Regions from separate parts of the Homo sapiens genome. Here region 1 is linked to region 2. Evidence: read pairs that join two places in POLR2A ChIA-PET (ENCODE). Cell type or tissue: Panc1. All regions are shown on one strand. Each heading gives the region's core, and the rest is flanking DNA. Links, peaks and the distances in the headings are about the cores only.

Region 1 (16,220 bases), core at 5,436-13,435, 70 kb before region 2:
GTATCCCATGAAGATAAGGAGATAGTAGTTTTCCTCAATTAAGCTTTTTCTTATAAAATAAAACATTTGTTATAATAAGTAACATAAATACAATCATGTGCTACATAACAACGTCAAGACAGACTACCTATATGATGGTGGTCAGAACAATAGGCCATACCATATAGCCTACAGATATAGTACGCTCTACCATCTAGGTTTGTGTAAGTATGCTCTATGATGTTCACACAAAAATGAAATTGCCAAACGATGTATTTCTCTTAACTCACGCTCTAGTTGTTAAGCGATACACAATTACACATGGCTAAATTTTAACATTTCCAAGTCTATTAGAACAAAAATACAACTTTGGAGCAAGATTTAAATGAACACAACTTTCTAGACACTGCATTTTCAATAAATTTTACCCTAATTTATTATATTGAAGCTACTTTGTTTTAGAAAATAAACTTCTTTCTTTCCTTTGTAAATGCTTCAGGTGCTGAAAATTTTTTGGGTTATACTCAGTTTCCTAAAAGTAGCATTACAGTTTTAATTTAGCTTGAACCTTTTCATATGACATCGTGCCTTGTTTTACCACTGGTACTCAAATTTCACTGCTTTGTGTCTTTTACTGTCTTGCACAAGGCAAAAAAAAAACCAATACTTTCTTCTCAATTATTTTTTTCTCCACTTTTCATGGAAAGATGTAAAATGACAAAAACCATTATGGGAAGTAAAAAATGATATCTACTAAACAATATTTTCCAATTATTTTTTACTCTTCTGTTAGTTTTTATATCAAAATGTATAGACTATGATTCAAAATGTGCAAAAGAATTGCTGCCACTTATTTTTTATGACTAGTCTAAACTTTCAAATCCCACTATCCCATTTGGGTATTGGGGAGTACAAACTTAAACTTGGTAAGAAATCCCAGACTTGGGCATTTAAAACAAAGTATTTTGGATAAATATTCAGCTAATTTATAGTCTAGCTTCTTCTTAGTGATCTCCTCCCTTTCCATTATTCAAGATGGTACCTGGATCCATGGAAAAGCTTTTGTGTCCTGCTTGCCAAGAGGAAGAAGTGTTTCAAGCTGTCCTTCACATCTTTGCTGGTCTATGATCTGACAAAAGCAGTCTGGTCTCCTCCAGTCACTAGGCATCTGACACTAATGGCCACCAAATTGTTGCTGATAATGCTTTTTGCCAGGGAGTAGTGGAGAGGGATAGGCATTGTGCTGTGGCTGAAATTTACGTCTGGTGAACTTCAAGGAAATGTCTAGCTCAAGTTTCACTGGCCTACTCAGTTCTTCATTGTGCATAATCTCTGGTCAGCTTCCTTTCATCTGCTCCTAGCCTCACCACAGTGGTCCCGTTGAAGGTCGATTGTGTCTCAATTCTGCCTTCCCATGCCTCCTGGATCCATAACAGAACTTGTAGATCTCTTCCACACTGCCACTTTCTCTGCCTGAGCATGTCATGCTGCCCTTTCTCCTTCTTAAAGGTTGCCCTAAGGCCGATGTGAGTCACTCTGCGAAGACTTCTCACGTGCTCTCCGATTAATGACAGGCCAGAAATTTCTAAAAACACCCTAGGTGATATGGCGTGGTTATCATCATGCTGGCCTGAGGTATTTCTTTTCAGAGGTCTGTAATTTTTCTGAGCAACCCCCCGGAAAAATCAAGTACTGAGAATTTTTCAAACCTATCTAAGTTTCAGACCCCACTTTTCTTCCCTTTTGCCTTTTCCTGATGGGAAAGCCAGGACACTCCATTTGAATTCTTGCTTCATTTCCCTTGAATTCTCTCAGCACTGCTATCAGTACCATACCTTCTGTTTTCTTTTGGGCAAAGTTGATCTTTCCCTACATCAAGTTCTTTTTCTTCTTTACACTAAAAGCATATTTTCATACCTCGAAGGCTTAATCTGGATATGTAAGAAGTTCTTTGAATTTAGAAATCTTCTTTCTTTTTTTCTTTCCTTTTTTTTTTTTTTTTTTTGATGGAGTCTTCACTCTGCCCCCCAGGCTGGAGTGCAGTGCAGTGGCACTATCTCGGCTCACTGCAACCTCTGCCTCCCAGGTTCAACTGATCCTCTTGTCTCAGCCTCCCAAGTAGCTTGGATTACAAGCGTGCTCTTGCACCCCTGGCAATTTTTTTTTTTTTTGTATTTTCAGTAGAAATGGGATTTTGCCACGTTAGCCAGGCTGGTCTCAAACTCCTGACCTCAAGTTATCCCCCTGCCTTGGCCTCCCTAAGGCGTAAGCCACCACACCCAGCCAGAAGACTTCTTTCTGTTGCCACAAATCCTGATTCACAAGACTTTTGTCTTACTAAACACTGATTTAAAAAGAAAAAAAAAGACTTTCTTGAACAATGACTTTTTTCCTCTTTGTGTTCCTGCTTTAATAATGTAAATCCTGCCTGAGATAATGGATGCCTCTGGCTGAATAAGGGGGGAGTCAACTAATTTATTTCAAAAAATCTTATACTTGTTATAGTCGAAACTGCTGATACTGATAAATTACTTTTATCTTTCAGTTATTTCCAAATTCATTTATTAGAAGAACCATTCCTTTTCTTGAGAAGCTACTTTTTAAAACAAAGTGTTTTAAAAGATATTCTACAGTTTATCTTCAGTTACACAATAGCTTCCATGTATTATTATCCTTAAGATTTCAATAAAAATCTGTTCATTTGTTTTTATTTCAATCCAATTCAACAAGCATCAGTTAATACTTTTTAAACTAGCCTCTAATTCTGTGTACCATATAGGGAAGAGAGGTTTATAACAGGAATAAACAAGGTCATAGCTCTTCAAATGTAAGTAACAAAATGCATACATTAAATAGTCATAATAGAATGGAAGACTAAGAAATGTGTCCACATGTGTGCATTGCTTGAAATAGTTACTTGATAGATATTTATTGTTCTATATTATTTCTTGTACAGGTAAAAAGGTGTAGGTTATCTGAGGAACTTGAAAATAATATGTGTCAGGGAAGACTGTTCCAGGCAAGAAGAAAACAACATGGGGAATGACTTGGGAAATAAGCATTGTAGGTTCAGAGGACAACTCTCTTATGTAAAGCTTTAAATTGAATGAAGACCACAAGTCATTCTAGAAAAATGTATTTTCAGATATTTGTTCTTGGCATTGCCTTCCTTTTTCCCCCCACCCCCGTATTTTTCATAAAGCAAATGCTTCGTCATATTCTTCCTCTTCAGTGACTGATATTGGCTCATTCCACTGCTTCTGTTTGCTTGGTCACAGCTGTCCATGAGTCTTTCTTCTCCCCAGTGGTCTGACCAAGCGAGGCTCATAGCTCGTAACAGGCAGCCCAAGGGTCAGCCCTGATGGGGCCGCACATTTCTGACTTTGGAATAAAGCCATTCTTGCTACTAGTGAGGCTTACAAGGGTTTGTTTTTCTTCTAATATTGCAGCTACATTTCCATTGAAATAATAATAACTCAAAAAAAGAGATGCTATTCTTTCATCTTTTCTTATTCCTTTCACTGCCAAGTTTACTGGAAAAATGAGAATATGTATACATCGCTAAAACTCTCTCTCAATCCACAACTCTACTGAAACTGCTTCCTTCAGAGTTCCAGTGGCTTAAAAAGACACACTCAATGATTATTTCAATTTAATTCTCCTTGACCTCACAACCATCCTTGACACTTTAACCACATCCTCTTAAAATGTTTTTTTCCTTGGTTGATAAAATGTAGGACTCTTCTGATTTGCCTCCTATCCCTCCAGACTATTCTTTTTCTGCCTCCTCTTGCTTTCTAAATACAGCTATTTTCTAAGATTCTGTAATTATCGCCAGTGTTTCTCTCTTTGCATTCTCTCTGTAAGTAATTGTATGCACTTTGAGTATTATTTCTATGCAGACAACCCCTAAACATAAATACACACACACACACACACACACACACACACACACACACACACACACACACACATACCTTTCTGTCTCCAACTGACTTCTCCACTGGACTACAATCCAGAATTTCTGACTGTTTGCCGAATAATGCCATTTAGGAGCTCCCACCAATCACTTTAATTTTAACTTTAAATTCAAAGCTGAAGTCCCTGACATCCTTCTCAGATCTCCTCCTCTTCACGTCCTGAGAATGCTTCTAGGAGTGTTGTGCTGGAGCTGGCTCACACCAGTTTCTGAGGGCTTATGGTTTGCATGTCTCCCCAGCCCTGAAGTCAGCCATGTGGGGAGTATTTACACCACAGATAATGGCAAATGCTACAAATCAGGGGTTTCTTTTCTTTTCTAAAGGCTGATTTTTGAACATGTTTCTAGCACACTGCTGAATACTGTCATACCACCCTCCCAGTCACCCTGAGTCTGAAACTTTGGAAGTAATTTTTTTTCCCTCATGTCCTAAATCCATTCAATGTCAAATCCTTTAATTTTTAGATCAGTCCAAACCTTACCACCTCCATTACTCCTGGACTAATTCTTACCAGATTGCTCTCCAGTGCTTTCTTTATCACTAATCCACTGGGCAAATGCTGGTAAATTAATCTTCTTAAGGACCAGCTCAGACTATAATCAAAAGTTTTCAGTGATTCTCCTTGCTGACCAAGGTTAAGAGTCATTAATTTTCAGTAAAGATCACCCATAATCTGGCTCCCAATCCCACTGTAGCCTGTCTCTCAGTATTCCTGTCACAGACCTCAGAATCCTGAGCTCCTAGCTTGTACCTGAATCATAAATAGTACTTTGCAAAATTTGGAGGATGAAACTTTTCAACTGACTAAATAGAGGCCTTTTTGATCCTGTGTCTATTTTTTTTTTTCCTGGATGTCCCTGCTTTGTCACTTCCACACACTAAATCTTACCTCTATGTCAAATTTCAGCCCAAAGCCAACTTCTTCTGTCAAAATATCTTTTTTCATCTTCTGAGGACCCATCCTAGAGTGTTTTACTTTCATAGTAGGATTTATTATTCTCTGCCTTTTATTAAGATTTCCAGTGAATATGCTATATTCCATTTAAAATAAATGGGCTAGGGCATGATGAATTTCTTCTTGTGTCTAATGGTCGTGCAATGAAAACGTGTTGACTCATTTGATATGGAGAACACCCGAGATTTATACAGCATATTTCCTTTCAAAATTACCTAGTACCGTCTCATATTTTCACGTTATAACGAAGGAAGAAATTAGACATTTTCTCTGATTTGTAATATTACTCATTGAGAAATTGAGGACTACTGCTAAGATTAGGTTTATCTCTGAATCTTCAGATTTCCCACCTCTGCAACATTATTTCCGATGGTGCATGCTCTTGCTCTTTACATTCCAGGCAGAGTTTATATGGCTGGATGATTGTTTCCCTGGCTATTAAAGGGAAGATATGAAGGGAGATTTAGACTATAAACTCTATGAGTACAGAGCCCACGTCTGTCTTATTCTCCAAAAAAACCCCAACACCCTGCTTGGCTCAACATTATTTCATTAAATCAATGAACCACACTGGCTGTGTTTTTATCAACACCATAGATAGAAAGATGAACACTGTTCCTACTATTATTTTGCAAGTTTATAGTAGTCACCCCTTATCCATGGGGGACACATTCCAAGACCCCCAGTAGATGCCTGAAATTGCAGATAGTACTAAACTTTATATATACTATGCTTTTTCCTATACGTACATACCTAGGATAAAGTTTAATTTATAAATTAGGTACAGTAAGAGATTAACAACAATAACACAAATAAAATAGCACAATTATAACAATATATTGTAACAAAATTTATGTGACTGTGAATGTGACTATTCAAGATATCATATTGTATTGTACTCACCTATTTTCAGACCATGGTTGACCAAGGGTAACTGAAACCATAGGAAGTGAAACCGTGGATAAGGGGAGACTTCTGTATTTTCAAAAGTTTATTTTTCCAAGTTACAAGATCACTGTGTTGTAGGTTAATAACTTTTTCCCCAAGGGTTTTATTGGTTTATTTATTTACATTTACAGACTTTGACTATATCTTGGCAGATAGCATCAGCAACTGAACACAGAGAAAGAGTAATTGGGCACTGTTTTAAAATTTACTGATGACCTCTTAGAGCAGTAATACTTTAACATGGGCAGTTTGAGTAACTTCCTTAAATTTGTTTTATCCTTGTTTATCTGTTAAATGATGGCTGACATCCTTAAGTCCTTAAGTACATAAGGTTACAGCTAGTGACCGTTGAATATATTCACTTTGTTCTAAATAGACTTACTTTGTTCTAATTCTAGAGAGTTTTGGTTGTCGATGTGTTTGTTTGTTTGTTTGTTTGTTTTCCTATTTTTGTTTGTTTTTAAACATTGGTCTGAGAGATTTCTTTGTCGTTTTACTCTCTGATCTGGAAATAGCTCCACTAGCAAAAACTAAGAATCTCTTCAAAATGTATGTACACAGACTGGTTGACAATACCATTGGTAAACCATAGGACAGATACTGTAATTTAAAGAATATCACCATAGGACAAAATGCAAAATGAGAAAAAGGCATTTCTGAATCCCATGAAGGTTGTAGATAACACATCAGGGCTTAAACAGAATTGGTGAACTAACTATTAATATTTCCTTTATATCTACTAGTATATATTACTTTGCTTCTCTCAAAGCAGCATATTTTTATTAAATATTAGTATTTTGTCTGCAGTTGATTGCTTTAATTTTTGTTACACTACATTCCTCACCGCAATACTTATGATGAAATCCCTGGGTCTACTAAATATACCTCTCTCATGTTAGGCTTTAATGTGCTCTCTTCCTCTTGTGTAGCTAATAATTATTGGATTTGGGCTCACAAAAGCCTTTTAAAGTGCAGCTTCCACAAACTTTTTTTGGTATTGTGTTAAAATGAAATAGGCCCATTAACACATCTGATAATCTATTTCGAGATATATGATTCTAAAATATGAATGTTAAAAAAAACATTATTTTACCTTTATTCCTTTCATTTCTATGTGTAATATTTTCTAAGATTAGTGTGGTTGGCAGACTGTTGTTTAAACCAGTCAATGCAAATTAGCCTTGTAATTTCCTTGGTACTAAAAGTTTTGCTTTTGCTCACTAATCTGTAGTTGAGTAATTATTCTTCAGGCTGGTTGTTTTGTGTTCCTATTAACGAAAGAGGAGTCAGAAGAGTGGTAAATATAATCATTATCATATACTTCAGATATCGGTGTTAAACGATGCTTTTTTTTTAACATTAGTTTAACATAAAGTTTGTAGAATACTGAATGTTGTCTTTGAAAGTGCTAAACTTTATATATTTTAATAAACTTCTTGGAAATTAGTAAATAATTAAAACTTTCAACACATATAATAATAAATATTTTTAAAAATACTGCAGAAATTTATCTCCATGGCTAATGACCACACACCAGCTAAATTTCATAACAATGTAGAAGGAATGTATAAATCTATAAATGATATGAATTATATTTTAATTGCAGAAAAATGATTTGTAAATTCAATAAGTCCTTAGGCCTTCTTAATGATGATAATAATAATGACCAACAACAGACATTATTATTGAATGCTACCACCTGCCAAATTCTTAACACCCTAAATACATATGATTATTTACTTTATTCAGGTGAGGAAATCAAAGCTAAGAAAGGTTATATAACTTGCTCAATGCTTCACTTCAGACAATTATACAGTTGGAATATAAAACCATAGCTGGCTCTAATGATTTGGAAAATGTAAAGTTGTTACATTTTCCCTCATGATCCTTCATTGCCTTAATTAATTCATAACATTTTTCTATAAATATTTTTTCTTTACAGATATTTGTAAATAGGACCCTAGCTGACCTTTATGAATTTAATTTCAGTATTCCACATTGCATTCAAGTATACCTTGGCCGCTGACCTACCCCGCAAACCTCACAGTCAACATAAATGACCTCCTTTTGAGTTAGCCAGTTGTTTATACTTCTACCTATGCTCAGAGAGACAAATACTCCTCGAACTCCTCTAGCCTAGCAGGAAAGTTGTCTCACTCATTTCTTGTCTTCAGCATCACTCACAATGTCAGTATTAAGTGAATAGATGTTTTAGAGTTAATTGCTCCCCTACATAGACAAAAACATTCTTGAATGTTAGGACATCTAACTCTTCTAATGTGTCTGCATGTCGGTCAGAGCCCACATCCACATGGCAAAATATGAAGAAGGGATGAGTCTATCATTCAATCAAATGATCAACCTCTTGAACAGAAAGAGGCAAGACAGAATAGCAACCCCCCAAAATAAAATGAGAACAAAAACCAAAATGTCTTGCCACAAGCTGGTCGTTTATGAGAATATTTGGACAATAATATTAATACCAACAGTATCAATAATAATAATAATAATAATAATAGCAGCTATCACTCAATACTCCATTATGTTCCAGAAACTTTACCAGGTCCTTTGTATATATTATCTCATTTAATTCTTAGAAAATATAGGTACTATTATTTGCATCTTAGAGATGAGGAACATGAAACTCAAAGAAGTCACTGCTATAAAGTGCAAGGTCATGATTTGAACACATTGTGATGTTCCTTCAGGTTCCGTGCTTTTCCCTCAAAACCAAATCTGGAATTTATTCAGGAAAATAAGAAGTTCCTGTGTCTTTTAAAATGGCACTTATTGTTTCACATACTTTGTATAATTACAGATTTAGAGTACTGCAGTGAGTTTTTATAAACTATTTGTATACTTAAAATATACTCTACACCAAACAATGTTGTTATTTTCATGGAATTATTAAGTGTATATCCAATATTTGGAAGCCAAATAAGGTAAGCATTAGCCACATTGTTATTGCTAAGTCTGTTTTATGGAAGGGTGAGCGTGTGGGTGTTGCAGGGTGTGTTATACACAGTTTTAAAACAATGCAATTCTTGAGCTTGATGCTTATTTTTCATATAGCTCCATGTTTAAACTAAAGAAGAAAGTCCTCAAACATATCATTTATATTTTAAGCTAGCCTATTTCCTTTCTTATGAAAGACAAATTGGGAAATATCTGAAGTATTATATGTAGCAGCATCAATTTCAGGTGATACCTATTAGAAATGCATGTAACCTTATTATGCCATTATACCAATAAAAAATGGGTATAGAAAGAGTAAAACACTAAGCAAATAATCTGTTCTTTACCTAAGTTCACCCTGAAAGATGTATCCTTTCTGATTCTACATCTTACTACAACCTCCTAATGCAGTTTGTGTTTATTTATTTGTCCATTTCAGAAAAAAAATGACCAGTAAAATGACTAATTGTTAAAAACAAACCAAATATATTTCAGAGGCTCTGCCAATGTGTAATGCCTTCTAACACTGGCAAAAACTATCAGTAGAGTAAATTTGAAATAACTGTTTTCTCTGCAGAATGCTCAATGCTATTCTCACTTGCCCTCCTTTCTTGAATCCTCCGCCTCTATACTCCCACCCCGGAAAAAAAAAAGCAAAACAGATTACAGTAAATTTTGGCAAGGAATTCTATTTGCATCATTTTCTTAGAAGTCACGTGCTTTGGATTTCCTCTTGTTTATGATATATTAAAATGCCTCCCAGATGTTTTTAATTATAAAAAAAGTTTTCAAGAAAGCAGAGTAATTCATAATAAAATTTCCTCTTTTTTTAATGGCCAATAAATTAGTATAGTCCAGCTTATCAAACTGCTCCATAATTCTGAGGTGACCTGTTTAAAGAAGGTCAGGCATTGAGTTAGACAGCTCGATTTGGGCAGAGGGAGAGTTTTACCAAGAACACTTTCAGTTCCTGTTTCCAATTGAGGCTGCTCCCTGCCTGGGGCCTACCCTAACGCAAAAGCCCATTGGCTAGAATTGCTTAAATGTCCCATACAAATATAAACACCTCGATAGTGCTGGGAAGATTAAAGGAACAGCTTATTGATATTGTATATGCTCTTGTTTGGATGTGTGACGGGGAAGACAGCATTTAACTGCTGGTATGCAATGCTGAACCTGGACTGCATGAAGAGGTTTTCGTTCACTGATGTTGGATGTGTGCCCAGACTGCCATAGTAGAATTTAGGGAAAACACAGAAAGGAGGAGAGACACAGAATGGTTTTTGGGAACATCCATGTGGGGCAGAAGAATAAATACATGTGAAGACCATGTTTCCAGAAATGAAATGACTGGCCACTGGGCAACAGTTATGAGTCCCCCAAATCCCTTCCTGGTCCTCTCCATTTGCACTTGAAGGTAACTGTTCATCTTGATGTTGATTCGGGGTAGGAGTGAGATTGTAACTGGGGCTGGGGGCAGTGGCTCACGCCTGTAGTCCCAGCACTTTGGAAGGCCAAGGCGGGCGGATCACGAGGTCAGGAGATCAGACCATCGTGGCTAACACGGTGAAGCCCTGTCTCTACTAAAAAAAAATATAAAAAACATTATCCGGGAGCGATGGCGGGCGACTACTGTAGTCCCAGCTACTCGGGAGGCCGAGGCAGGAGAATGGCGTGAACCCGGGAGGTGGAGCTTGCAGTGAGCCGAGATTGCTCCACTGCACTCCGGCCTGGACGACAGAGCGAGACTCCGTCTCAAAAAAAAAAAAAAAAAGGATTATAACTGGGTTAAAAAAGAAAGAGGACAGGTCATGGCAAGAAGAAACCCGACATCATTTTGCCTGTTTTTCTAAGCTTAGCAAGGAGATGAATGTGGTGGGGTTTTTGTTTTTTGGCTTTTTAACTAGTGTTTCTGAAAGAGAAATCTTTGTGGATTGTGGACGTGGCGCCTCTTAAAATGTACCTGCTGATCATCTGTCATATGGGATAGACCAAGAACCTTTGGAAGTACTGATTTTATGGCTCACAATGTGTATTTAAGTTTAAATGGGACTTTCTTTGGTTTAACTCAATGGAGGGCTTTCTGGTTACTCTCTCATCACCCTAACCCACTTCATCCCTTTGTCTGTAACTTTAAGCATATTTGCCAAATATGAGCAAATGTATTCATGATGATAGCTTTATAGAGGCATTTTATCAAGTAGGTGTCTGTAGGAAGTGGTGCTTGAGGAAAAAGAAAGTGAGGCAGTGTAACAGATACAAACTAGTCAGTCAACCATTATTTATTGAGCAACCACAATATACACAGAAGAAAAAGTCCTATAGAAGAGGGAAATGGAAAGAAGCTTCTTTGGACAAGGGTAGAGGGGCAACAGAGGAAAGTCCTAGGGTATTCTAAAAGCCTGCCAGCTCAAAGGTGAGGACACTAGAACTTACGGGAAAGAAGATGGGGGTTCCCGAGAGAGAAGGAAAGATCACCAATGGCTCAAGGAGACTCATCTTGCTTCACGCATTTAGGACTTTGAATTTTACAAGCATGCATAACATAAATACCAGATGGAGACAAAATGTTATTATTTCTGTGGTCAGTATGTGCCTGTTGGTAATGAGCAGAAAATACTACAACAAATGAACACAGTGTGGAGTTATCTATTAACAGCGGCATCATCTGAAGTAAGAAAGGAACTGGGTTAAAGAAATTACCATTGTCATTTTTCTAGTGGTCACTCATGATAGCCAGTTGATGCAATTTGAATTAAAATTTTAAAAGAATCTTTGGAAAATGTCACATTTGGGAAAAAGATGGTAAACAAATGCATCATGTAAAAGAGGATGAGTTAGGAAACTTCCATCCTTAGTGAATTGATGAGACTTTTGAAGTTACCGAATAGCATCAACCTAATGAATGGAGGTGAAAAAAATGTGGATTGAGTGGCTCAACAACTCCTTTTAACAAACATTTATTTCCAATTTACTATGTGTTACGCAGAATTTTGGGTGCTGCTAAGAAAAAAAGATTACCAGTGTCATTAAAGCAAGAATTCCTTTGGCTGTTTCAGCCAGCAGATGCACCTGCTGATGTAGCTTCAGCCAAACGACATCTCCCTTAGATATAAGCAGCCCACTCTAATAGTTCAAGTTTTCATCTTTAGGAGGAAATTTCAGTGGAGCAAGGAGGGAAAGAAGGGCAACTCCTCAGCCCTTCTGACTTGCCACATCAAAGCTATAGTCCACGGAGAATAAATGCCCTAACCAGATTTGCATACAAACAATATGCCCACATTGCCCAGGACATAGTCCTGGCCCTACAGGAATGGATTGTTTTGCATTTCAGGCAATAGTCGCTCAGAAATAACCTGAATGTAGCTCAGGCTACATCTTTCTTCTCCTATCACTTCCTCCCTACACCCCCTGCTCTCTCCATTCTTGGCACGCTGGCTTTTTTGCCATTCGTGGAACTCACCAAACGTGCTGCTCAGGCTGGTGCCTCTGTGGTTCTTTGCCTACTAGATATCTGTGTGGTTCACATTCTCTCTTCCTCAGGTGTCTGCTCAAAGGCAGCTTTATCAACATGGCCCTCATCCCCTTTATCCTGCTTTATTTGTCTTCAGATTAGTTATTACTGCCAGATAAATTATATAATTTTAGGTTATTTCTTTTCTTCTGCCACATGAACATAAACTCAATGAAGGCAGTGCCTTGTCTATTTTTTTTTTTTTTTTTTTTTACCAGTCATTACTGGTCTCCCAAGCCTAGAACAGCGCCTGGCTGACAGTAGGTGCCCAATAAATATTTGTTGACTATGTGAATAACAAGAGAGAGCATTTGGACAACAGAGGAAGGATAGGATAATTTTAGCTTGAAGAATCACGAAGGGCCTAGAGAAAATATTGTGCATTTACTATGTGCCCAGCTCAGTGGTGGTGGAGGAGACAGAGAGAGACAGACAGACAGCAGACATTCTTATGCAACAGTGCACTTCAAAGGCTATGCAATGTCAATTATTACTAGAACTAGTAAAGGCTCTGGAAACTAAATTATTATGAGGGATCGTTTAAGAAAATAGTAACTTTCTCAGCCTAAAGAAAATAAAACAGTGGGGAGACAGGAACAGGGGTTAGACAGAGGATGAAATATCACACCTATCTTTACATATGATAAAGATATCCTCTGAAATAGTGAGTACACTTATATTCTATTGTGGAGAGGGCAGGAAGATTGGGAGATAATTTTGTTTTAAAATTGTAATCATTATAGCTGTCTTTTAGTGGAGTAAATTCCATCACTGTGTTAAATCAGAGATAATCTAAAAGAGCTGTTATAAACTGGACTCTGGTCTTAGGTAGAAGCTTATGCCAGATAACTTAGAATTAAAAATCTTCCAAACTAGGTTTTACACACACACACACACACACACGTGTGCACGTGCATAAGCACATGAGCACGTACATACTCGTTGGGTTTTAATTACTACAAATCATCCAACTAGTTCTAGAATAGAGGATGCCCAGTTAAAGTTGGATTTCAGATAAACAGTGAACAATTTTTCATTACAAGTAGGTCTCATGCAATATTTGGGGAAAACTTATACCAACAATTTCTTTGTTGTTTATCTGAAATTCAAATTTAACTGAAATTATCTGAAATTCTAAATTTAATTTAAACTTATCCTATATTCTATGTGACAACCTTATGCTATAGAAAACAACATAGCAAAAGAAAGGTGTGTGTGTTTCTCCAGAATTCCAAATTTACATAATTAATGTAATAAATACAAAGCAGGGGATGGCATGCCAGAATTCATTCATACATCTATGGCCATTATCGCCTTGGGCAGATTGGGGGTATTGATCTTATAGCCACAACACCAGGTGGGTTTATTTTTTTTTCCAATTTTAAATCATTTTTGGCTGGATTATTTTACAGTTTTTGAGAATTTTAAAATGTGTTTATTTTAATGTTGCTTTTTTTGTTCACCATGCTGTCTCTAGAATTTCACAGAGGACTTTGTCTTAAATGATTCACAGCATATCATGGTGACTATTTGGCTTTCTTAGTATCTTCGTATCAAATCTAACTTCCAATTCAAAGTTATTTATTTGGGGCACATTTCTTTGGAGCTGAAGTATTAATGCTGATACATGAATCCCCTTTTAATACATTATAATTTTAAAAGTATAATTATATTACAATTAAAATAACTTCAAAATAGTTACCAAAATGATTTGCAAACATTTTATTGCAGGTAAACAGATGTGTGGTTCACATGATCTTGACAAAAAAAAGATTTCTGCTTATCAGCTAAAGAGATACTACTGTAAGACTAAAGCATAAAACTTTGAAATTAGAGGTTCTTGATGACATTTTAAAATTATAAATTAATTTTAAATGATTATTTCAAATTTTGTGCATAAAGTGAAGAGCTATTAATATTTTAACTTGCACTATATCAAATTGCCTACTTTAAATATTCACATGACACGTAACCTTGCCTTGTATAATACTGACTCTGACCTCAAAAGGCTTAGGCCTACTTTGGAAGATAATATGAAGAGAAGTGAAACAATTACAAGAAAATTTATTCAGTGTGCTATCAAGTTCTAAAACCAAAAGTTTAAAGAATGGAGAAATCACCATGGGGTAGTACCCTGAGAAACGGGGGCCTAATGTGTGCCTTGCAGGATGGGCTGGGAATATATCCTTGGAGAGGAAGGTACGTGTAGGGCCAAGGAAGAAGCAATATGTGCAATGCTTGGGACAGGAGAATAAGAAGGATGGTTGAAGCCAGAGATTATGTGGAAGGTAAGAACAAAGTAAAAATACTTCTGTTTTGAAATGGTGGGATGTATTTATGAATGGGAAGCATAGTCATATTAATTGAAATGTTAAAGACCACACCACAGAATTTAGACTGGCTGACACAGGCCATAGAGCATTTGTATATGCCTGCCTAAGAAATGGACATCCCACGAGTGGTGTTTCTGATGGTGCACCCTACATATCTATCTCAATGAAACCAGATCAGAATTGCTTCTGCACTGTGTAATCAAAACTCACAGGACATAAACCGGCATTGTCATTCTTTGAGCACTTCTTTAACAAAAGTCTTCTGCCTTTACAGATTTTTGAGCTTGTAGGGTTACTTCTATTCACAGTGAAGACCCACAAACTTCTTTCTGTGGATACAAATCAATACTTAGGTCTCTGAGAATTTCATGTAGGTTGGTGGCTTTGTGACCAGAAGGTGAGAGAATAGCTTGATCCTGCATCCTCACCCCAGGCAGATCCCCCACTGACAGCCACAGGGTTATGGTCTATGTCAAGGCTCTCTGATCAGGCACTAAGATTACTTTTCAAGCATTAATCTCTGTGAAGCGAGGCGCGCTGTTCAAAGCGATGTCACTTCCGTGCCATTCTCTCCAACTAAAGAGGAAGACATTTTTGCAAGATATATTTTTGCCAGCTCATCCATCAGAGAATATTTATTTGTTCATTAATTTCTTTTATGAACATTGTACAAGTTACACAGTACAGTACCTCCTGATCATTTATTGCCCAGATTTATACGCCATGACTTGATAGAAAGTGCAGCTCCAGAATGGAGCTCTCTCATTCTCTGTGTAAGCAGTTGTGCTGCGATTTACAGGATAAAGACATTCTTTTTAGACACTGTAATTAGCACTTGCCTTATTTATACGTCTCCCTTAACATTGTGTCCCCTTTAAAAATATTTTTATTTAAGATGGCATGCAAGGAAACAGCTCGGCATGCGTTAGGAAAAAAAAGAAGAAGAAACAAACCACTGATAAATCCATCTGTTAAAAACCACAGTACACAAATTAAAAGAGTAAGTTAACATTACATGTCCTAATCTCCTAGCACCATTGTTCGTGCTTACTGTTTCTTGCAGAATATTCAAAAGCTATTTTTTCCAGCAGACCAACTCCTTTTAGTTACACCCCGGAAATGCTTTGCTTGTTTTAAATAGGTCCATTATGCTCTCAGACACCTACATATTTAGTATGTCCAGCCTTAGTCAAGTGAGTGGTCTATACGGTTTTCCTCCTCTATTATTTACTTTGTCTTCTCCAACTACCCTTTCAAACAATTCATGGTTATCAAAATTCCTCACCAAAGTTTCCCTGCTAAATGCAGACGGTGGTTCTGCCTCTAGCAGAGCAAGATGCAGTAACTCAACAGTCCAAAGATCTCTTTTCTTAATTTTTTAATGTTTCCCTTTCTCCCTCCCTTGTGAGACAGGTGAGAAAAGCAATTGCCCCCACTGCTTAATGCGTCCCAACTCAGAAACTCACTCCAGCCTTGTAATTTTGAATCCCAACCCAGCTGGCAGTTCCTGGATTTTAGACTCTGAATATGAGTTCAGCACTTTTAAATCAATCACT
Region 2 (16,220 bases), core at 3,143-11,142:
TGCACAGTAGGCATTTAATCATGTTTCAAAGAACAAAGGAAGGAAAGAAAGAAAGAAGGAAGGAAGGAAAGAAGGGAGGAAAGGGGAGAGGGAGGGGAGGGAGGAAGAAAGGAAGGAAGAGGAGCAAAGAGAGAATTGAGAATTATATTTGACAATTCAGATTTATAAAATATCAACTCTTACAAGAAGCTATTGTAAAGTTTACTAATAGATTTTGGATGAAAACAAGAAAAGGAAATGTAGGCCGTTCAATTTCAGAATGTTTTCCTGTGAATGCTAAAATGTGCCTCTTGAACTAGAGGATGTTTGGTAGTAACTGGGAGAGAAAAAGCTAAAAAGTTTTTCAGTTTTTCAATGCATTTGGAGCATCTTTATTGCTATGGTCTTGACATTTGCTACATTTGCTGTCTTGGTTCCTTTGGAGTTCCCCTACTGAAAAGTAGATTTTTCTTCTTTTGCTTTCTTTTTCATTCAGATCCACCCTCTTACTCATAGTTTTGTAACTCTTCAATTATAAAACTATTATATGCTTATTACAGACATTTTAGGAACTGCAGAAATATATAAAGAATAAAACTCACCCCCAAATGTTCCCACATAGAGATTGCAATTATATGTGTTTTCCCCCCTTCTCCTTCTTTTTCTCCTCCTCCTTTATTACAAAATTGCAATAGAGCTATATATTCAATTTCACATTCTGCTTTTTCCCCCACAAGACATAACATAAACTTTTCCCCAAGTCATTAAAAATTCCTCAGAAGAAAGATTTTAATTGGTATGATATATTTAATTATATGAGCACATCTTAGTTCATTTAACAATTCTCTCACTTGGGAACATTCAGGTTCTTTTTTTTTTTTTTTTTTTTTTTTTTTTTTTTTTTTTTTTTTTTTGAGAGAAGGTCTTGCTTTGTCGGCCAGACTGGAGTACAGTGGCAATCACAGCTCATTGCAGCCTTGACCTCTGGGGATCAAGTGATTCTCCCACTTCAGCCTTCTGAGTTGCTGGTACCATAGACACATAACACCACACCTGGCTAATTTCCATATTTTTTGTAGAGAAAACATCTTGCCATGTTGCCCAGGCTGGTTTTAAATTCCTGGCCTTGAGAGATCCTGTTGTCTCAGCCTCCCAAAGTACTGGGATTATAGGCATGAGCCACCAAGCCTAGCCTTCAGGTTACTTTTTATTTTTATTTTTTTATTGAGACGGAGTCTCACTCTATTGCCCAGGCTGGAGTCCAGTGGCGCGATCTCTGCTCACTGCAAGCTTCGCCTCCCAGGTTCATGCCATTCTCCTGCCTCAGCCTCCTGAGTAGCTGGGACTACAGGTACCTGCCACCATGCCCAGCTAATTTTTTTGTATTTTTAGTAGAGACGGGGTTTCACCGCATTAGCCAGGATGGTCTCGATCTCCTGACCTTATCATCCACCCGCCTCAGCCTCCCAAAGTGCTGGGATTACAGGCGTGAGCCACCATGCCCGGCCCAGATTCCATTTTTTGATAGAAACATAACTAAAAAATAAATTAGCAGTCAGTCTTGATATAGCTTAAAATTGCCTCATATTTGGAATGGTGCTTTTAGTTATACCAGACTTCTCCATTTTGGCTACAGCTTTTTTATCTACTATTCATTTTTAAAACTTCAGTTTGATATATAGAAACTAAATGCCATTAAGGAAAGTCTTAGATTAATCTGATAGCCCTTGGGAGAAAAAAGTTATCTACGTTAATTTATTCATTTATCACACATTATTAATTGCTGTTCTGTGGTTGAAGTCTAAAAACTGTGGAGATTTTAATAAAGAGGACTTCTGAGAGCTTATGGTTTTCTGTGGCAACCAGTCATCTACACGAATAACACTAATGGCAGACTGTGGGCTCAAAGTCATGAGAACTCAAACAATTAATATTGTAAATATATTTATAATATATAAAAGAGGGAGAGATCTTTTTCTTTTAGGGTGCATTAAATGGCCCTCAAATAATTATAATATTCTAGAATAATTTATTTGTTTAATGTGTTATACAATGTATTTATGTATGCATATATGCATGTATGTATGTGCAGATGTTGAGAAGGCAAAATAGAGTTATTTTGTTCAAAATTTTTAATTATGCGATTTAAACACAGAGGCTATCTAATCAAATAATTAGTAATATTCATACAAAAATACTTTTCATAAAGTAAAGTTCAGTTCTCAAAGATTATCAAACAAAAAACTGTAAAAGCAGTTGTGACTTCAAGATGTCCACAAGAAAAATGGGTGCTTTTCAAGATATACAGTGATTTGCAATATTAAAGTTTATCTCTTTAACATGTTTAATTTATGAAAAAAATGTTAGGTTCTATATGCACTTCAAAAAAATTGTGTGATGATTCATACTTCTGCATTGAGATTTAAAAAAAGCATATTTCCCCCAAGAAGAAAAATCATACCCTCCAACTATTGCAGATGTTTGCAGTTGAACTGCATTCATTTAAGTCTTCTGTATGTAGCTCACTCTTGAGGTTCCCTGTATCTATCTTCATCTCAGGTGGTAGCTCTCTTTTTCTATTTGCGGTAAGGTCCAACTCACTACAAGATTGTAGAGTTAGAAGGAAACGTCAGTTCCCGAACATTTCTCCTTCAAGTACACCTTGTCTTTATTTTTGGAGATCTTGTTCCTAGAATACACTAATTTGCCTCTTATTTCAGGATGATGGTGCAACATCATGAACCTTGAATATTTCTGAAGGTTCAAAGAGGATCCTAAGTCTGAGTGCCACTGTGAACACACTGTCCAGGGCCTTTTCAAGGATTGCTTTGTTGACTAGAAGACTCCTAAAGATTGTTTTCATAAAATGACAAATATAAATGAAAAGATGATGCCAATTATCAAATGGGAACCAGATTTTAAAATAGTACAGGATACACTTTTCATTCACCTTTTAACTGTCATTTTCATCTTCTGTGTGCATGGGGGAAAGCAGGAGGAATACTAATGTTTTTCTGGTCTACATAATTTTTAAAGTTGCTTTCCTACTAAAACCAAATTATTTTAATAGCATTCTGATCAGGATGAGAGAACAAGATGGAGAGTCATACTTCCGAGGTGAGAAACACAGCTATTCTTCTTGCCATGATTTGTTCAAAGATGAGCTCAATTAAAGGGAAACAAATGATTTATGACCCACAAGTTCACATGTGAAAGACATTGTATTCTGAGTAAGTAATTGGCTGGAGGTACAGTATAGCTAATGTACTGTATCTGTGAACATTGTTTATACACTGAATACAGGAGGTCATCATTAGCCAGAGAGCAGGGCTGGTCATAGTTACATACAGCCACTTCTGTCTCTTGACTGTTTTGGTGAAGAATATTCTTTGACATTTTCCTTTACCTCTAATTTTCACTAAAAGATACTGTTTCTTAACATTTTCTTATCTTTTTCTAATTGGGTGTTTTCCACAGCTGAGAGTAAATCGTTTAATTATTCTCGCTAGCTCCATGCAGCACTCAGAATAGAGCCCTCCTCATCCTCTAAGAGACTGTGATGTGTCTGAAGTCATTTATGGTGGATAACAGGGTATCAGCACAGCCTGAATGGGTGGCAGGAAAACAGGAGTCATCCTTCTACGGCAAAATCCTGGGTTCCTGCACAAGAAAATAACCCTGTGTTGGACTTTCAGAAGTAAAATAATTGCTCACAGATGAAATAACTGTAATAATTATTCCTAACCACAAGAATTTCCCAATTGGTGAATTAATCATATCTAACATTTATTAAAGCTGTGGAGAATTACATGAGATTTACAGAATACATGGTTGCCATTTGAGTCATTCACATGTAAGTCGCAGAAAACAGCCAAAATATTTGTAAGAAAGACATGTTTAAATCTGAGCAATGAGGATATTTTGTGGGACTGAAGAGAGGAAAGGGTGTTGGTTTAGTGTTTCCTGGGGTAAAAAGGCTTTTATCTGGTTTTGCTTTTAGACTTGCGTCTTGCCTCTGTTCACGCACCATTTTACTCAGAAAAGTAGAAATAGATTTTCTTGAAGAGGTTTTGAGGAGTGGGCTAAATAAAATAGCGGCTATTGCAGGTTGATAGAAAAAGATAGATAAGCCTCTAGCCTCCTACATTTGATTTGAACCTGGATTCTGTTCCCTCCCAATTAATCAACTCTGCGTTTGTACCAGGATAAAGTCATGCTGTTTATTCTGGTGTGAGCACTGCTCCACCCACATATGGAAAACTAATGGGCCACCCACTTTCCCAAAACACCAGAGAAGTTAGCAAGACACATACCATTGGAGGAAATTGGACATGAAATGTTATGGAAAACGCCACAATTCTCTTTCAGGGTGTAGTGGTAGGTTCCACAAAACTTATGGCTTGAAACTCTAAGGAGATACTCAATTATAATGATACAAAACATTATTTTTGATAGAACTCTGAAATGTGCAGTTCTCTTCCTTGGCACTCTCCCCTATGCTATGCTGTACAGAACATGTGCAGTACTATTCTGAGTTTTCCGGAAGTGAAACAACTTTATGGTAATCATATGCAAAATGTTTCTCAAGTTTTTTTGCAGTTTACTTTTTTATGAGTATGTTAAAAATTTAAGAGAAGCCTTGTTGACATTTTATATGCTTATTTTTCTTTCAAAGGAAAATTGGAGGATTTTAAAATTTTCATATCTGAGATGATAAAAGGTGAAATAACATCATAATTCTTATCTTGTTCAATTTGATATTTGGTTGTTTTATTTCCTTTTTATGAGTTTTATTCATCTTGTAACCAGTCTTGTATGTCTCATTTAAAAAAAAAAAAAGGTTTATTTCACTTTTTCTGTTTTGAGGAATTTGTCTAGAGTTGAAGTATCTACATAGAAGCCTGACGAAAAAAATCAAAATTCTTAAATACTGCCTCTTAAAAATGTTAATAAATACTGTAAATATTTTAAATGTTGTAATTTCAATATTTAAACTAACCCCTAAAATGATTTTAGTAAATACTTTGTCCTCTGAGAAAACTAAAAAAAGAGCATATTGTTATCTTTAATATATTTGAATATCACATTATATTGTTTTCCTCCCAATGTGTTTATAAAATGGAATATATTAATGTAAGGAAATGGCTACAGGCATTTATTACTTTATACAATGTTTTATTCATCCAACCGACACTAAGATTTTTATGGTTCTCCAAATACTTTACTGACCTGTGTACTTCTTTGGACCTCAAAGTCCCTCGGTGATCTCTTAAGAGAGAAACATTATGACATTTGTAGATATAACAATTCACTAGGTTTAACACAACTATTAGTCCTTTAATTAAATATTGACTTGCACCTCCAGGTTCTACTTCAGATTAAAGAGTGATCTTTTATCCACAAATGGTTGTGCTGATTTGTTGCATTTACTCAACCAACATTTATTGAGTGCCTGCCATCTGCAAGGCAATACTTAGGTATTGTGTGCATGTGTGGTGGTATGGTAGGAGATGGATATAAAGAGGAAAAGCACTCACATTTTATTCTGTAGATTTTTACTTATTATTTTATTAAAAAGTTAAGAATTCGAAAGCTACCCAAGAGGCTGATGCATCCTCTCTAAACTGGGAAGTTATGTAGCAGCCAGGGGAGGGAGAGATGGAGTGGTGGCATTTTTCAAAATGGTATTTTGTATCACAGATTGATGCATAAAAAATAAAAACAAGGATAAACTATGGAGTCAACAAATTATTATTATGATCACTATTTTTATGAGATGATCTTGCTCTGCTTTTGGATGAGGCCACAAATCTCAGTCACTCATTAGCATTCCTTCTTTGAAATGAATTTAATGTGGTTGTATATTAATTTGATTTCTCCAAGTTTCCTGAACTAGAAGATTGACTTGACCTGTGGCTAGTGCCAGAGAGATTGCATCCTGTGTCACATCAGCAAATTAGCACTGACTTTAACCTGTATATGGTAAAGCCTAGCACGGGCAAAACAACATCATCATTATTTTTCTAACTTCCAGCACTTCATTAACTATGGCACCACATAGGGGTTATATAACTGTGAGCATAACTTTGTAAAGTTTATAAACATAACAGAGAACGTTCTCACGGGTGTCCTAGGGCAGGCCGCATGCGTCGCTCCTTGAGGTCACCCAAAGTTCCTTCTCCCGACAGCTCACCCTTCAGTTGCAAGGGGAGGCGGACTGCCCACATTGGCTGTCCCAGCGCTAACCCCTCCGGTGATCATACTCAGCAGCCCTGTACTCCTGCCAGAATGTCACCAGAAGAAGATTGATTGCCTCTTAATAATGTTTCTCATAAGTTTCACCAATCTGGGTCTTTTTCCAGTCCCTAGGTTCTCAGCACTTGACCCTCACAATGTGGCATTCCTTCAGGCTCTGGCCTGACAAAACCATGGAGTCCCTGGGAGAACCAGATGTTTACTCACTGCTGTGAGTAAGAAAGTGAGACTGAGAGGTCTACAAACATTCACTGAATCTAGGCAACCACAAACACCCAATTCAGGGCACTGGTGTCTCTTCCCCAACCTCAGGTGAGGCTTGGAAAATTTCCCCAGTCCATCCTGCCTACCCATTAGGCAGAGTGGCGATAAGCTAAGGTTGATCCTTAATCACGAGCCACCTAGTTAACCTTCCTCACCATGCAAACAGACACATACAGAATTTAAGGCCATAGAAAATAGATGCCACCAGGGAATTCTCAGAGATTATTTATCCCAGAGACTTGTGTTAAAAAATTCTGTATCCTAGACAACAGTTTTGGCCACAATATTTTGGAATTGTGATCACCTGATTCTAAAATATCAAATATTACAGCTCAGTGGATCTGTGCACACATCTATGTGTGTGCTCCAATGGATATAAGACCCTGCACATACCCCTTTATAAGCATAGGCCTAGTGGACAGGATTGCTACCCACCTTATAGGATAATTTTGTTACATTAGGCTGTTACTCTTTGACATTATATTCCGGGATCATTACTTGAACCACAGATTTAAATGGCCACAACAATGACTTGTGGCTTATTGAACTTCACTAGGCTCCCTCCTTACCTGGTCTTCTTAATTTTTGGATCATTTGGAGTATTGTGTTTTGTTTTTAAAGACTTTTTTTTTTCTCAGAACACTTTTAGGTTTACAGCAAAATGAGAAAAAGGTATAGAGATTTCGCATATACCCCTTCCCCCCACAAATGCATAGTTTCCCCCATTATCAACATCCCCCACTAAACTGGTACACTTGTTACAGCTGATGAACTCACAGTGGCACATCATAATCACTCAAAGTCTACAGTTTACGTTAGGGTTCACTCTTGATGTTGTATGTGTTGTGGGTTTGGACAATGACCTGTTTCCGCCCCCCCTCAATTTTTGTGCTATTTTATGAAACAGATACAATTATATTTCTCGGCTGGACATAGTGGCTTATGCCTGTAATCCCAACACTTTGGGATGCCGAGGTAGGCAGATCACCTGAGGTCAGAAGTTCGAGAACAGCCTGGCCAACATGGCAAAACCTCATCTCTACTAAAAATACAAAAACTAGCTGGACGTGGTGGCACGTGCCTGTAATCCCAGTTACCCAGGAGGCTGAGGCAGGGTAATTGCTTGAACCTGGGAGGCGGAGGTTCCAGTGAGCCAAGATGGTGCTACTGCACTGTGGCCTGGGAGACAGAACGAGACTGCGTCTCAAAACAAATAAATAAATAAACAGATACATAACATTTTATTTATTTTTCAAATCTTTGTTTCCCCTATCAGCACGCTTTCATATACTTTTTTTTTTTTCTTTTTCTTCTTTTTTCTTTTGAGACGGAGTCTGGCTCTATCACCCAGGCTGGAGTGCAGTGGCGCAATCTTGGCTCACTGCAAGCTCCGCCTCCTGGGTTCACACCATTCTCATGCCTCAGCCTCCCGAGTAGCTGGGACTACAGGCGCCCACCACCACGCCCGGCAATTTTTTTTGTGTTTTTAGTAGAGACAGGGTTTCACTGTGTTAGCCAGGATGGTCTCCATCTCCTGACCTCGTGATCTGCCCACCTCGGCCTTCCAAAGTGCTGGGATTACAGGCGTGAGCCACTGCGCCTGGCCTCATATACCATTTTTAAACAAACAATCATACAACTCACATTCTCTCTACCTCTCTCTGTCAAAATCCAACTGGGTTGCAGGTAGCCATGTTTGATTGAAGGGAAATGGCTTCTTCCTCTGCCAGCCTCTACCTAGCTTTCAAATTGGGGACATTTCTTAACTAAGAACTCTGGCTAAAATTTGGTGGGGAAATAATTTCCAAGAAAGAGTGTAGGATCCTGGGAGGCAAGGATTTGAGTTGTAGTCAGACTGGATTTTGAATCCTAGATCTGGCATTTAATTGTTGAGTGCCCTGGGCAAGTTACTTAACTCCTTATGCCTCAATTTACTAATCCATAAAATGCAGGTAATGAGAACTACTAGACTTGAGGATTTAGTGAGTTAAGCTATGCCTAATATTTCGTAGTGGCTGGCATATAGTAAGTGCTTAATAAGCAGTAGTGAGTGTTGGGAGGGCCATTCCTGAGGGAAAAGTGCTCCCCAGTCTTTAATTCCTATGCCAAGATATCTAGATCACTGTCTGATTTCTTTCTTTCTTCCTCTCTCTCACTTTTTTTTTTGTTTGTTTGAATAGGCGAGGTACCTTTTTTTAACCTACCCCTATAGCCTACTTACCTTCTTCTTTCCTGTGCCCTCTATGCGATCCAAAAACTCTTAGTTCTGGTGTGATTTAAGGATGGACTTTCAGCCCCAGGAGTCTCATCTCCCTCTTCTTCCCTCTATCTGCCACTGCCCCAAACTAGAAGGAGCAACGACCACATTAAATAAATTTTCTTTTGGTATCACCTTCACACCTACCCAGACCCATATGGAAGCTGAAGTCACTTTCTCTCAATGTGGTACAGACACATGAACTCTAAAGAGAGAACTAGAACACAATTTGTAAGTGATAGAATATCTTATTGTCATAGAAATTAAGGAAAAGATGACAAATTGTTCAAATTCTTCTTTAGTGAATTTCTAAGAGATAGTTCCTCCTTCAAATGGTCAACCCTGCAATTCTAGCCCAAGCAGCACCTTGCTATTAGCTTATAGAAAAATGCAAGTTCCAATCAAAATGCAACTTTTAAAACTCCAAATGGTCAGAAAAAGCAGCCATTTTGGAACAAAAAAAGTCAACAAAAATACCTGTAAGAGTAGGGTGTAAAGTTATATCCTTTAGCATCTTTCTTCTCATAAAGCTTTTGATAACAGAACTTAAATAAAACCACAATGCTGGAGTGAAACCTGCTTAACCCTGAGGCAAACAGTATCTGTTTTTCTTAAAACACTGCCATGATCTAAAATACTCATCATCACCCAGCTGGTTCACATAGTGAACCAATTCTAGCTGTAGTTGTAAAGCAGAGGTTAGATTTATTCACTTATTCTTTCCCTCAGCAAGCACTTTTGAGCCTCCACTCTCTGTAGAGGATTAAGAGATGCCCTGATGTACATTGGTGAAGAAAATGGTCACAGTTCTTGCCTTCATGGAGCTTAGCACTGGGGAGTCAGACAATAAAATGTCAATAAACAAGTAAAGACATAGTAACACACATATATAGTAATAAATGTCACAAAGTTGGTGTGATGATGAATATCTGAGTGACATACTTAGGCATTCCAAGAAGACCTCACTGAGAAAGGGCCAGATCAGTCTGGGACTGCAAGATAAGGAGTCAGCCTCAGAGACAGGCAGGGGGACAGAACATGGGGTAGAGAAACAAACAAGAGCAAAGGCCTGAGGCAGAACAGAGCTTGGTGTTTAAACAAACAGAATGTAGTAGTCAGACAGACTTACCTCCAAATCTTAGCTTTGTTGTGTTTATCTAAGCAAGTAATTTGAGGTAGTGAGTATTACAGTTAGAAGCAGGAACTATAGAGTCAGGCTAACAGGGTTCACTTGACTTCACCACTTACCAGATGTGTGTCCTTTAGCTAATCACTTACTTTCCCTGTTCTTTAGTTTCCTCTTCTATTAAACGGGGGGGATAATAATCCTAGTTTATTGTGTTGTTGTAGATTACATAAATGTAAATGTAAACATGTAGAACAGGACTTATCATATAGGAGGCAAATGATCCATAAATATGAACTATTCTTATTCTTAGCATCATAATTATCTTTATTATTAATATTAATATTAAAATTATCTTATCCTCAGAGAGTTAAAATGAGGATAATACTAATAATAAAACCTGCCTCATAGTATTTAGTTGAGGATTATATGAGATAATGTCTGTAAAATTCTTAGCACATGTTGTCTAGCACATACTGCTCAATGCTCTGGTAGCTATTACTACTGTTGTTTTTTTTTTATTAATAGTAGTATAGGCTCTAAGTTAAAACCAGTATCAAATCTACATGTTTTCTAAATTGACTGAACCTAAAATATTCTTAGAGCATCAAAATATTCTTAGAACTGAACTTTAGCCAACATTTCATTTGGTGCAAGTCCATATTCTATACATAAAAAGCACATTTGTTACACTTGGGTTTTCATATCTGTCACAAGGCCTTCCTCACTTGTCTCCTGTAAATGCAGCAAAGTCCCTCATCAGAGCTGCCTTTACCACTCATGGGCATCAATGCATACCTAAATATGCTTGTTGGTATATGTTATGTTGTCTTATTAATGTTTTTCCCTTTTAGCCTCAGAAGGGAATGGAAAGAACCCAGAGTTAGACATGGCCCATCTCCAAACTTCTTACCATCTCCATCTCAGCAAGGTGTGCCCAAATAAGGCAGTAAAGAAGTCACTGGTGCAGGGTAATGAGCTAAAAGTCTTTACCATCACCAGTCTCCAGACTGGCCACTTTTATAGGATATTCAGTGTGATATACAGGGTTCTGAAAATAACTTCAAAGAAAGGAGAGGAAAGAAGGAAGCAAGGAAGGGAGGAAGGAAGAGAGGAGGGAAGAGAGGGAGGAAGGAAGGAAGGAAGGAAGGAAGGAAGGAAGGAAGGAAAGAAGGAAGGGAGGGAGGGAGGGAGGGAGGGAGGGGTCAAGGGTGAAGGGAATAGGAATAGACCCACAATAGTAAATCATAGCCATAATCAAAGAGAGCTGTGACAATTATAAAAGCACAAGACCTCTTGCGTATAAATTAAATAGAAACCAGTCTGTAGACTAAATGGCAATTATGTAGTGTATCTAACAGAAATGTAATACTCTCACCACGTAGTCTTCATGCTATTTCTGTTTGATTTGATTTTCACAAGAATCTGATTGTGAGCAACCTTCAGGCGTGGTCTCTGCTTGCACAAACACACACACATATAAATATAAATATAGATGTATACTGCATACATGTGAGTATGTGTGTGTGTGATTTAAGTCAATTTAATTGCAATTCATCTTTTCCATTGTGATAGACACAGTTAATAAATAACTAAACAGGATTTTCCCTTTTTCCAACTCTTTTGCTGTCACATCAACTCCCTGTGTGTATTTGATGAAGGAAGTTATTTAAGCCTCCTTAGAATGATATGGGGAGACACAGAAGTCGGGGTTGGAGTCTGGATTTCAAAGCATGGATTCCTTATGGCTGAAGTGCTTGCATACATTTCAGGGTTTATAGCATTTCAGGCTTAACCTTATTTAAAACATATTTCTAGGAGGCTTTAATGAAACTGCAAAAGTCCTTGGTTTTAAGATATACTTGTCAGTTATTTTTCCAATTAACAAAGCAAAGGGACACCTACAGTTTCTTTTCTGAGTGCTCATCCATTCACTCTGTCTGCAATGTAATAAAAGGAGCTCTGGAATTAAGGTCAGAAAAGCCAGAGACTTTAACTGACTAAACCTACTATGATACCTTAGACAAGTTGCTCAAATGCTCAAAAAAATAAAAATGTTTACTTCCCAACTGACAAAGTGACAGAGCTGGATTAGATGATGGCCAAGCTCACTTCTATCCATAAAAATTTAAGCTTCCAATTTTAATCAATCCTATGAATTGTCTCAGTCATGCCTTGAATTTTGATGCAATACATATTTGTAGGTACTGAATAGAGGCCAACATTTGTGAATTGGAGGATGCTGTAAACGCAATTTTTTTCATAATACATGTTTTATCAAGCATAAGTCAAATCCACACCTCAAGTCTCCAGTAATTGCTGACTCTTTTTTTTTTTTTTTTTTTTTTTTTTTTTGATATGGAGTCTCGCTCTGTCGCCCAGGCTGGAGTGCAGTGGCTCAATCTTGGCTCACTGCAAGCTCCACCTCCCGGGTTCACACCATTCTCCTGCCTCAGCCTCCCAAGTAGCTAGGACTACAGGTGCCCGCCACCACACCTGGCTAATTTTTGTATTTTTAGTAGAGACGGGGTTTCACCATGTTAGCCAGGATGGTCTCGATCTCCTGACCTCGTGATCCGCCTGCCTCGGCCTCCCAAAGTGCTGGGATTGCAGGTGTGAGCCACTGTGCCCGGCCAATTGCTGACTCTTCTGTGTGTGTGCATGGCACACTGGTGTCAAGCACTATCACAATTGAGCATGTGGTTATTTTAGGGCATAATTCTCTTAAAGTAGGTGTAGGGCAAGGATGTTAAAAACATCCACCACCACCTTTTACTACACATGTATGCTTGGGAAGATGTCTTTAGGTTACAGTTTGCCAAAGAAAATATAATGTAGTTTAGAGTCTTCTTTTTTTGCTTTATCTTCTTACTATCTCACTTGACTTAGAGTTATTCTTGGTCATTTAAAGTGAAAAGTACATAGAGAATAAAAGCAAAATCACCTCCTTATACATTAAGGAGGTGATTAAATCATTAAGTTCAGATAAGGATAGTTTCACGTTTTTCCCCTTTAAAGATAACATGTAGAAACTAAAACTGTTTACTCTCCTTTTTTTAACCCTCTTGCTGCTAGGGTAAGGGCCAGTATTTAATGAGCGTGCCATTGAGTTCATTTAATAAGAAATGTAGAAAAGTGACAACAGCTGCACAATATTCTTTATCAATGTGGTAGGGAAGAAGAGGCTGTCTTGGGAGCATTCTTTTCATACTTTGTAGCTCTAAAAGTAGACATTTAATTAGATTCCATGGTTACTGCTATTATAATATCTGCTTATTTGAAGTGCAAAGATAATCATCAATTGTACACTCTTGACTACACTATTAATGGCTTTAATAACCACATTGTGTTTACATTTTGCCTGGTAACGAACACTTAGCTATTGTGGTTTTTAACATGTAGTAATTCAGTGAACACTGTCTCCATGTAATGCCCTTGCCATGTCATTCTGCTGTACTAAGTGTTGTTTTTCTAGCGAGGTCTTGAAATGTGGGGCATTATGTATGAGTTATGCTAATTTGTTAGGGCAATGAATACATTAATTTCATTAGTAAATGGCCTCAAAGCAATAATTACCAGTGTAGGTGTGTCAGAAGCGATCATGTTCAGTTTTGCCAGTTAATTATTAAGATTTTGTTCTGAGGGGCCCAGATTTGACATCCAGCTTCAATTTAGCCATAAATAAACCCTGAAGTAGGTAAGGATGAGGAAATGAAGCCAGGAACTTCTTTTGCGCTTATACACTTCCACATTTTGTCCAATTGTGACTGCCAATTAAGATGCCAAAATAATTAGTGTCATTGACATAAAGTTTTAGTGTACCTCAAAAATCATATTTTATTAAAAATAGCAATTATGTTTTCTCAATACCCTACTTTGCCTTCCATAACTGGATTTCAAATTATCTACAAAACAGTATGTAACTTGCAAAGATGAATTCCACTTAGAATTGTTGTCTGCAGTTCCTTTTTAAGCTAAAACTCACTTTATTTTTTTAAATAAATGGAATTTTCCTCTAATGGATTAATTGGCTCCATAAGTCTGCTATATTATTATACTACTTGAACCATTTGCTGCTAAACAGTAATAGTAGAACCTATAATCCAGTATTAATTTCCACAAAAATTTGACATTCTTTTTTTAATCATACACCTGTTGGAGCCATCTAATGCATCTCCATTTGCTAAAATTATGTGTGAGGCCGTTTAAATCTGAGCAATCACTCAGACTGTTTATGGAATCTTGGAATATTAAACTGTTCTCAGTGTCCTGGTGTTCTGCTCTAATGGGAAAATAATACTCTCTAGAATTTCTGGAGAAAAGAAATACTGTGGAGCTTGAGAAGCAGATGACACATGTATGTAAAGAAAGGGCATGTGAGCTGTAAGAGGAAAGGGGACAAAGCGGATGCAGTATAAGAGGATGGAAGAAGTTGTTATAGAAGAAAATGCAGAAAAGTAGCAGGTAGAAAGCTTACTGTTATCAGAGTTGAATAATTCAAAAATAGCTTTGGTTGTTTCCGCAAGTGATTATGTTCATATCAAATACCAACTCACTTCTAGATTCTGCTGGTCTTGTAGGGAAATGGCTGGTGCTTCTGTTCTCTTGATCAATTCACTAGGCAGGGAATCTATCACTGTAGCCTCTAACATCCGTACCAGGCTCTTTTTTTTTTTTTTGACTGTGTAAAAAATATTTGCTTGTTGAACACTTCCAAACTTCAACCAGATTCCTGGGATCTGAAGCTTGGCTTCCAGGTGCAACAAACCATCCTACTCCCAGGATTTGGAAAGATAGATACTGTTTTACTCTAAAGCAAATTTTCATTTACCTGGATAGATAGTGAACATTGAATACTATTAGTTATAACAGATCAAAACCATTTAGACAAAGGTGATATGGTCTTTCGGTTTGGTAATGGTGGTCCTCAATGTTAAGGATTGGTTGAAAAAGATCTTTTCTTCCCTCTCTAAATTAACACAGGATTCCAACCTTAGAAGAGACTGGTTTAGATTGGCAGAGTCTAGACATTATTCAAAGACATTTGATTAACATCCGTTTATCTTAAGTGGGACCTTTGGTGGTGATCTTGTCTTGTTTAGCTATTGCCTACATCAGAAACATCTTTACAGACATGAGTTACTGTTTTTGTGAAATACACATAAAAAACATTAGAGGCTGAAGAGCCCTCTTCGAATTGAAGATACGAAGACATAAGGTTTATTTAAAGGAAGAAGTTGGGGGCACTAAATTTGAGTTAAAGAGCGAAGATTAAAAACTGGGGCCTCTACATTACACAGTGCCAAGGTTGCCACCTTCACATCATATTCTGAATGAAGCCAAGCTTATGAATTGTACAGTGCACAACTTGTGCAGCTATACATAGCAACCCTGTTTAGTAACTCTAGAGTGCAAAAGCTCTAATTTTGTCTGAGCTCTGCCATTTACTCTCTGTATTACCTCAGACAAGTTACATAATCTCCTTAAGCCATAGTCTTCTCATCTGTAAAAATGGCAGTAATACAATGTTACCTGCTTCATAGAGGTGTCATGAAGATTACATGGGCTAATGCATGTTTGCAAGCCTGTCACATAGCAAGAACCTAATTAGTATTAGTTATCAATATTATTACTCTTGGTAATGGTATTATTTTTATTAAGTGGTAATGCCAAAACTCTGGTGGGTGTAAAAAAAACTCTGTAAAAACTGGAGGCCTAAATATGAGGCATAACTGCATAAAAGACAAAAAGAAGAAAAAAATCTCTGCCCCAACTCCCAATGGCAGTGCAAATACTAGAGACTTCACTGATATCAACTCACTTGCAGATTCCTAGGCTTATGGGCTTTCTCAACTTAGTGTCCTGCCACAAGGATTTGAAATACTCAGCTCCCCCAGTGTCCTTCAATTGTATGCCAATTTTTGTTTCTGGATCACACTTCCTTCTTTTATTTTCTCTTACTTGTTTATTTCTTTTCTTTTCTTTTCCTCCCATATTTCTCCCAGTGTCTCCACCATCCTCCACTGTTCTCTCTGCTCCTTCAGTTACAGTGATGTTTTCCAGATTAATCATATCCCTGGCATGCTCCTGTTTGTCCCCATGTCACAGACAGTACATGTGAGTTCTTAGATCCAAACCTCACAGGGAATCTGCACAGTGTGGGTAGAGCCAACCAATTTTAAGGATTAATGCCCAAAAGCAATTAAACTCTAAGTAGTATTCCCCTAAATCTCTTTCTCATAACCTGCCACAAGGTACTTACAAGTGTTACTGCAAATTTTGAGTGCTACTATGCACCTTCAATTGTGTTAAGGCTTTACATAATTTTATTATTTAATA

What was found. ChIA-PET counts read pairs that join two places held together with the same protein. Peaks named below come from ENCODE experiments on the same cell type or tissue, not always from the same donor. Only the 100,000 strongest peaks of a DNase experiment are listed, where the experiment ranks them.
Region 1: POLR2A ChIA-PET joins it to region 2 with 10 read pairs; 3 of 35 experiments call an interaction of 5 or more read pairs at or near these places.

The regions. Positions count from the first base shown.
Region 1 is chr1:87,820,419-87,836,638 of GRCh38, reverse strand. LOC124904212 (a long non-coding RNA gene) reads left to right here and starts at 9,725. Exons shown (of 2, transcript XR_007066209.1): 1 at 9,725-10,234. In Panc1, for the core only: no CTCF peak of the experiment used is centred there; no DNase peak of the experiment used is centred there.
Region 2 is chr1:87,747,895-87,764,114 of GRCh38, reverse strand. No RefSeq gene overlaps it. Among named protein-coding and RNA genes, the nearest start is that of LINC01773, 150 kb to the left of the region's middle. In Panc1, for the core only: no CTCF peak of the experiment used is centred there; no DNase peak of the experiment used is centred there.